2 separate regions of the Homo sapiens genome follow, and region 1 is linked to region 2. A link is an interaction called in ENCODE POLR2A ChIA-PET data of the cell type or tissue named here. Cell type or tissue: Panc1. All regions are shown on one strand. Links, peaks and the distances in the headings refer to the core of each region. The heading gives the core; the rest is flanking DNA.

Region 1 (4,399 bases), core at 152-4,151, 220 kb before region 2:
GCTTCAACACTCTCCCAGAATCCAATACGAACAGACAAGAAAAAAAATTTAATTAATGAAAGTTCCATAAATCCCAACTTCCACCTAAGTTCTTGAAGTGCAGTCCATAGGCCCTGGAAGTCCACAGTCTCTGGAAGTCCCTGAGACACTTTCAAGGAACCTTCCAGGTCAAAACTGTGTTTATAATATTGAAATGTCATTTTTCCCTTTTCCATTATATTTACATTTTACACTGATGTTGCAAAAGCAATGGTTGCAACAGCTAACACCTTTACAAGAACAAAGGCAATGCCTTCAAGCTGCAATAGTACCACTACATATTCCCAGGTTTATGTCTTTTTTTTTTTTTTTTTTTGAGACGGAGTCTTGCTCTGTCGCCAGGCTGGAATGCAGTGGCGCGATCTCGGCTCACTGCAACCTCCACCTCCCGAGTTCAGGCAATTCTCCTGCCTCAGCCTCCTGAGTAGCTGGGATTACAGGCGTTTGTGACCACACCGAGCTAATTTTTTGTATTTTAGTAGAGACAGGGTTTCACTGTGTTGTCCATGGTCTTGATCTCCTGACCTTGTGACCAGCACTTTGCGCGGTGGCTCACGCCTGTAATCCCAGCACTTTGGGAGGCCGAGGCGGGCAGATCACCTGAGGTCAGGAGTTCAAGACCAGCCTGACCAACGTGGAGAAACCCTGTCTCTACAAAAAATACAAAATTAGCTGGACATGGTGGCGCATGCCTGTAATCCCAGCTACTCAGGAGGCTGAGGCAAGAGAATCGCTTAAACCCGGGAGGCAGAGGCTGCGGTGAGCCGAGACTGCACCACTGCACTCCAGTCTGGGCAACAAGAGCAAACTCCATCTCAAAAAAAAAAAAAAAAAGAAAGAAAAGAAAGAAAATCTTCCTCCCTTTTCCAACCAAATACCTGTATAAGGCTGGATTTTCTTCATATACTTTAGCCAAAAGAACATACTGTAACAGATGGAGTGAAGAAGCAGATATGAGAATCGAGCTGTTTTCTATTAAGCCAAACATAAGAGACTTGCAAAAATATAAAACATTGCCACTATTTTTGCTATTTATTTTAGAAAACAATTATATTTTTATTAAAACAATGTTACACTAACATGCAATAGCTTATTTTCAAATAAATTAATTTTTTTTAATTTCTGTTTTGAGTCAAACCAAAAAGTCTGAGAACAGCTGCCTTAGGACTATTACTATTTCTTGTAATTATACCATATTATAACAGAGTGAATCCTCCTACAGGGAAATGAAATGTACAAGGCACTTAGCCTCAAAGTAAGTTGTCCCAGATTATTTTCTAAGTTATTCAGTCATCTTTCCATTTTTCTATTGCTTCACTGTAACACCACAGGTCATAACTTCACAATGCTGTAAACGTACCTTTCTCACGCCTTCTGGGATACCAAAGAACCAAAAACAGCTCATTATGTACATAAGTAAATGGGCTCTGAATAATAATGGCCCTAAAAGTGAAGTCCCCAGACTCTGTCATACCTGTTGTGATTAAGGAGATGTCATTTTTTATTTTCTAGTTTTTCTACTACATTCAATATGCTTTTAAAGCTATAATAAATAACCTCCAGATAAGTAGAGTCTTATTAAGTGAATTTTTAGATATTCTCCTTTTCTATCGTCTTCCACAAAGTGAATTTTTAGATATTCTCCTTTTCTATCGTCTTCCACACTATCACTTAAAGCCTGGCAAGACCTTCATTCAATGGTGTCTGGAACAAAATTTGAAGTGACAAAAATAGAGTGATAGAGTACTATTGTGCTTATTTCATGAAATCAAAGAAAGATAATTTCAAAATTTTAGGGATTCTGTGTCAGAGAAGACATCTAACTTGAAAGGTAGGACAGAAGAGGAAGGTACAGAGAAGAAGGAACAGAGAAATATATCTGTATGTTTTAAGAGGCCAAAAGTATAATAAAACAAGAAGGTAGAGAGGGTTACAAAGTCTTAATACATAAGAATAAATAACAACCTGGTATTATCTTAACAGTCAATTTTAAGAACACTAAAGAGAAAAAGGAAAACTGAGAAAACAAAGTATAAAACAAACAATGGCCGGGAGCGGTGGCTCATGCCTGTAATCCCAGCACTTTGAGAGGCCGAGGTGGGCAGATCACGAGGTCAGGAGATAAAGACCATCCTGGCTAACACGGTGAAACCGCGTCTCTACTAAAAATACAAAAAAATTAGCCGGGCACAGTGGCGGGCGCCTCTAGTCCCAGCTACTCGGGAGGCTGAGGCAGGAGAATGGCGTGAACCTGGGGGAGGCGCAGCTTGCAGTGGGCCAAAATCTTGCCACTGCACTCCAGCCTGGGCGACAGAGCAAGACTCCATCTCAAAATAAACAAAGCAATATACTGATGAATATAAAGTTAAAATACCAGCATGTACACTTAGTTGAAATGCAAAGGGGATATTCAGAATTAAATGGGCTAATAAAATAAGATCAGATAAACTTTTTCCACTGCATGTTTTGAACAGTTTTTTGAGGTGATAAACATAGACTAACAGTTTGGAAAAGAGGGAAATGGCAAAATATAATTAAGAACGACCAACTGAACACAGAGAAAATAAGGCTAGGTAAATGAAGCTAACTATAAATATAGGAAGCTAAGGGAATCAGAAGAGAAAGCTGAATAGCAGCTAAGTTTCTTTTTTACAATTAGGAAACCTAAGAAGAGACAGCTAAAAAGTGAATCTGAAAAATGGGAGTTAGCAGTAGGCCGGGCTCAGTGGCTCACACCTGTAATCCCAGCACTTCGGTAGGCCAAGGTGGGCAGATCACCTGAGGTCGGGAGTTCGAGACCAGCCTGGCCAACATGGCAAAACCTGTCTCTACTAAAAATACAAAAATTAGCTAGGCATGATGATGTGCGCTTGTAATCCCAGCTACTTGGGAGGCTGAAGCAGGAGAATCGCTGGAACCCGGGAGGTGGAGGTTGTGGTGAGTCGAGATTGTGCCACTGCACTCCAGCCTAGGCAACAGAGCAAGACTCCATCTCGAAAAAAAAAAAAAAAAAAAAGAGGAAAAGACAAAGACATCTTTAGAGGTTTATAATAGAGATGTATTCCCAGAAAAAGAAAACGGAAGCAAGCATGTAACAAATTCAAGAAATGAATGAGCAAGGCAAAGAGTCAAAATGCAAGCAGCCAAGTAGGGTATGTAAGGAGAATCTGGATAAGCAGCAATTACGAAAAATAAAAAAGAAACTGCTACCCAGCATCACTAAAATTCTGCATAATCCCAAATACTCTGTAAGTACTGCCATAATCTATTTCCAAAACAAAAGCAGCTTAAAGTCTAAATCGTATTATCCGTAAGCAATTATTTCAAATAAGTAATTTTGAAATATACACCTATTTTCTGAAACTTTTAACTATTTCTTAAAGGGTATTATTTACTACTAATAGTGCAATACCAACAATGTGTAAAATAATCGATTTTTGAGATTTGCCAATGATATATGTTAATGTATCTATAGTTATCACTTCATTAAGAAACAGCATACAATAAAAATTTGGTTTCCATGTTTGTACCTCTGTAAGCTTTTTATACATAAAGTTTACAATAGTTTGATCTCAAATGGCAAGGAGACCTCGTAACAGTACTACTTGAATCAGTTGAAGTCCTGAAAATTCATGATTACCTTCAATAAACAGAGCCTTTAAGTGTGTATTTTGTGCAATATAGACTTTGGAAGTACTCTCTATTTGCCAATTTAATCTTTGAAAATCCACACCATACTAGAAGAATATCCAAATTTTGAAGCCATTTAAAAATATTTTAACGGATGACTCCTCTATTAACCTCTTTTCAAACCTTTGTCACAGTTTAAACAAAGCTTCGAAAATACTTATAGTTTCACAATAGTATAAAACCTAAAATTTAAGTTAATTCGGTGATAAACTAACAGAATTCCAAGAAAACTACGAAGTAAATTATGCCTTGTTGAGGAGAAAAAAAAGAAACACAAAGGTGAACACCTCACTTCATAAAACGTGTTGTCTGCATCGAAACATACTACTCTTCTCCTGAGAAAAAAAATCAAGAACTAAATCTAAAAATAGAGGCTTAAATAGTCATTTTCAAGTGCTACAATACTTTTTTTATACAAAATTTACTAATAAATAACCATCTTCATAAAGCGATAATTCTCTGTAAGGGACTTGCTCTATTAAGGTTTTGTTGCTTTTGAAGCCAAGTATAAGCCATATAAGGAAACTGAAGTTCAATGCCATTTATTTTGTTCACCTCTTTCAGATGCCCAAGAATAACCTCTTTTGCAGCCTAATGATACGTTCCAAAATCATAAAGTAGATGAGTTATGCACTTTAAATTCTTTGATAAAGCTAGTTTGACTTAACAA
Region 2 (4,399 bases), core at 178-4,177:
AAAACTTTGATTCACATATTCTTCATATTCTTATTTTTTTTTTTTGAGACAGGGTCTGGCTCTGTTGCCCAGGCTGGAGTACAGTGCCATGATCTCAGCTCACTGCAACCTCTGCCTCCTGGGCTCAAGCCATCCTCCTACCTCAGCCTCCCAAGTAGCTGGGACTACAGGCACATGCCACCACACCTTGTTAATTTTTGTGTTTTCTATAGAGACGGGGTTTCACCATATTGCCCAGGCTGGTCTCGAACTCCTGAGCTCAAGCTGTCCACCCACCTTGATCTCCCAAAGTGCTGGGATTAAGGCATGAGCCACCACGCCCAGTCACAGATATTCATATTTCTAATAAAAAATATATGAGAGGACTTTTCCCCTATTTTTGTTAATACTATTATTTAGGAAGTTGTTTTCATGATGTGGAGTTACAGATGATTTAAAATGTGGGTAATTTATTATTTATTTATAGTACTCTAGGATGATTCTTTATGTAGCTAAAGGGAAGTGCATTGATTTTTATTTAATTTCAGAATGACGTTCTGCCCCTTTCAAACTCAGTGCCTGAAGATGTGGGAAAAGCTGACCAATTAAAAGATGAAGGTGAATATTTCATACAAAAATGACTTACTTAGTAAAGCTTTCTGAAACTGGAGGAAATTACTGTCAATTGATATAGTTCTGATTACACCACCAAGACTAGATTGTCATAAGTGCACATGGCAATTACGAAACAGAAATGAATGTGATGGGTAAGAAGCCTGGAAGTACAGAATGGCTTGTGGGCAGTACAGTTACGGCTTGCTTCAAGAGAAGCAGATCTGTTGTAAAAGTTGCAGAACACATAACTTAAGGGCGAATTGCTTCGGTTTTTGCTACTTATACTGTAGGATCTCAAATTCTTCTTTAACTTAAAAAGAGGAAAATAGTTTTCAGCATTATTTTATCTTTCATATGTTTAGTGTTTTTGAGTTCTTTGAAATTTGTTAAGGTAGGCACATGGTACTTGTTTATTAGCTAGCACTTTTGATTACTACATTATTAAATTTTATACTAGTTGGCTATTGAAGCATTCTTGGTTTTAAGAAATAAGTCACTGTTGAGGATTTGTGTTCCATTTTTCCATTATGTCAGCTATGTTAAGCTATAGACGGGAGCCAGGTGAGGCCTGTAAGATTTGTACTACAAAGCTTTAGGGTATAGTCCTTATCTTTAGCAGTGAGTGACAGCCAATAAATCCTCTGTTCTATATATAGACAGAGGGTTACTAGGGAATATGCTATGTTCAGAAACATTTTCTAGCCTTTTCTTTATTTCATACCTTGAAGAAGGCAGTTGAGTTAAAAAAATATATATCATGGCCGGGCACGGTGGTCTACACCTGTAATCCCAGCACTTTGGGAGGCCGAGGTGGGTGGATCACAAGGTCAGGAGATCAAGACCATCCTGGCCAACTCGGTGAAACCCCGTCTCTACTAAAAATACAAAAATTAGCTGGGCATGGTGGTATGTGCCTGTAATCCCAGCTACTCAGAAGGATGAGGCAGGAGAATTGCTTGAACCCGGCAGGCGGAGGTTGCAGTGAGCCGAGATCACGCCACTGTACTCCAACCTGGCAACAGAGGGAGACTCCATCTCAAAAAAAAAAAAATATATGTGTGTGTGTGTGTGTGTGTGTGTGTGTGTGTGTGTGTGTATAAAATCAGCTGGTATCTAAAAAGGTGGATATGAAACAATTATACTGTTCCTATTCCTTGGGCATGGTCATTTCTCTAGGTCTGTAAATATATACCTATATCACTGTGGTTTTTGCTTTTGTTTTGTTTTTTTTGAGACAGAGTCTCTCTGCCACCTCGGCTGGAGTGCAGTGGCAGGATCTCGGCTCACTGCAACCTCTGCTTCCTGGGTTCATGCAATTCTCCTGCCTCAGCCTCCCGAGTAGCTGGGATCATAGGCGCGTGCCACCACGCCTGGTGAATTTTTTTGTATTTTTAGTAGAGATGAGGTTTCACCATGTTGGCCAGGCTGGTTTTGAACTACTGACCTCATGTGATCCGCCCACCTCAGCTTCCCAAAGTGCTGAGATTACAGGCTTGAGCCACCACGCCTGGCCTATATCACTGTTTTTAATGGCTGTGTAGTGTTACATGATACTGTTTGAGCATGTCTTACTTACCTAGACAGATAATTTTGTAATCCTAAATAACACTGTCTTTGATATTTTTGTCAATATTTATTTTTGCTACTTTGTTCCTTTTTTGAGATGGAGTCTGGCTCTGTCGCCCAGGCTGGAGTGCAGTGGTGCAATCTTGGCTCACTGCAACCTCTGCCTCCCAGGTTCAAGTGATTTTCCTGCCTCAGCCTCCCGAGTAGCTGGGACTACAGGCATGTGCCACCACGCCCAGCTAATTTTTGTATTTTTAATAGAGATGGAGTTTCACTATGTTGGCCAGGCTGGTCTCAAACTCCTGACCTCAGGTGATCCACCCACCTCGGCCTCCCAAAGTGCCAGGATTACAGATGTGCGCCACCACACCCAACCCTGAATTTTTATATGTTAAGTATTTTATATGTTAAATATGTTAAGCCTTTTATCATTAACTTATAGTATATATGTGTATAATATTTGTGGTATGTATATATACATTATGATATCTACACCTTTGAGGTGACACAGGAAAAGACATACAGTACAGTTTTATAATGTAATCATAAAATGCCATCAAGACAAAGAGCCCAACAGCAACATCAAAGTCTCAATAACCCAGAAAATTAAAATGTTTGACATGGAAATCAAACTATCTTTGCTAATATAAACTTTTTGTTTCTTCATAAAAAACAATGTTAACCTCTCAGTTTCCTTAGAGGCTTTCTATTGATTTCTTTTTTGGGGAAGATCCAAATTAATTTTTTTAACTTGAAAAGATATTTGTTGCGATATAATTCATATGTCATACAATTTACTTCTTTAAAGGGTACAATGCATTAGTTTCTCATATATTCACAGAGTTGTGCAGCCATTACCATAATCAATTATAGAAATTTTTTTTTTTCTTGAGACAGGGTCTCACTCTTTCGACCAGGGTGGATTGCAGTGGCAACAGTACAGATCACTGCAGCCTCAACCTCTTGGGCTCAAGCAATCCTCCCACTTCAGCCTCCTGAGTAGCTGGGACTACAGGCACACACCACCACCCCAGCTAATTTTTGTGTTTTTTTTTTTTTTTGTAGAGATAGGGTTTCACCATGTTGCCCAGGCTGGTTTCTAATTTCTGGGCTCAAGCCATACTCCTGCCTTGCCCTCCCAAAGTGCTGGGATTACAAGGATGAGCCATCATACCCGGCCTACAGAACATTTTTATAACCCCCCAAACAAAAACCATGTGCTTATTAGCAGTCACCCTTTATATTCATTTTTGATTCCTAATTTACAGTAATTTGAATATTCTGTTTTTGTTCCTTGGAAATTTATGCCCCACTCTTCCTGTTAAGCAGCTAATGATCTATTAAGAACAAGGCTAATGTGAGAGTTTCTGGTTTAAGAAAACTGGAAAGAATCACAGATACCTTTGAGATGTAAATCATTCCTCCTAATCTCCATTGTTTCTAATATTTTCTTTTTCTTTTTCTTTTTTTTTAAAGACAGGGTTTCACTCTGTCACCCATGCTGGAATGCAGTGGCACAATCATGGCTCACTGCAGCTTCAACCTCCTGAGTTTATGTGATATTCCTGCTTCAGCCTCCAAGTAGCTGGGACTACAAGTGTGTACCACTGCGCCTGGCTAATTTTTTTAATTATTCTTTTTGTTGAGATGAGGGGGGGTCCCACTATATTGCCCAGGCTGGACTCGAACTCCTGGCCTCAAGTGATCCTCCCACCTTCACTTCCCAAAGTGTTGGGATTACAGGCATAAGCCACCACGCCCAGACATATTTTGAACCATTGGTTCTTACAAGTGCAGAGGACACTACTTTTTCATTTAATGGTATACAAAAAATACCCATAGGAAATCTCTTATTTTGCTGACATTTTATTAACTTAGCTAAATTACTGCCAGATGTATCTGCAGATGCCCTTCCTGAAAATCAGTACTTTGCAGGCTAGCCATGGTATCTGAAATTCTCTTTCTAGAAATTAATCTCTTTAAATCCCCTTTTAAAAAGAGTCTAACTCTGGAAGGGATAGCACATAAAAATATTATCTGCCACTATCATGATAGCATGATTAGTTTTATCAGCTTATCCTCAGCAGTGTTCTGAGAACTTGATTATCAGCAGATGTGTGTTTTAACAGGGAAAGAGTGGAAGACCAGGTCCAGATTGAGATGGTGATTAGGGAGGGTGTTGCATCTGGAACGGGCTGGGGCAGCTCTAAAAGGGAGGAGAGAGATGAAGATAAGGAAG

What was found. ChIA-PET counts read pairs that join two places held together with the same protein. Peaks named below come from ENCODE experiments on the same cell type or tissue, not always from the same donor. Only the 100,000 strongest peaks of a DNase experiment are listed, where the experiment ranks them.
Region 1: POLR2A ChIA-PET joins it to region 2 with 5 read pairs; 3 of 35 experiments call an interaction of 5 or more read pairs at or near these places.

The regions. Positions count from the first base shown.
Region 1 is chr5:65,928,294-65,932,692 of GRCh38, reverse strand. The region is part of intron 1 of ERBIN (erbb2 interacting protein); the gene reads right to left. Among named protein-coding and RNA genes, the nearest start is that of ERBIN, 3.9 kb to the right of the region's middle. In Panc1, for the core only: no CTCF peak of the experiment used is centred there; no DNase peak of the experiment used is centred there; H3K4me3 peaks cover 1,024 bases; H3K27ac peaks cover 1,212 bases.
Region 2 is chr5:65,704,687-65,709,085 of GRCh38, reverse strand. It overlaps SGTB (small glutamine rich tetratricopeptide repeat co-chaperone beta), which reads left to right. Exons shown (of 11, transcript NM_019072.3): 4 at 528-597. Among named protein-coding and RNA genes, the nearest start is that of SGTB, 15 kb to the left of the region's middle. In Panc1, for the core only: no CTCF peak of the experiment used is centred there; no DNase peak of the experiment used is centred there.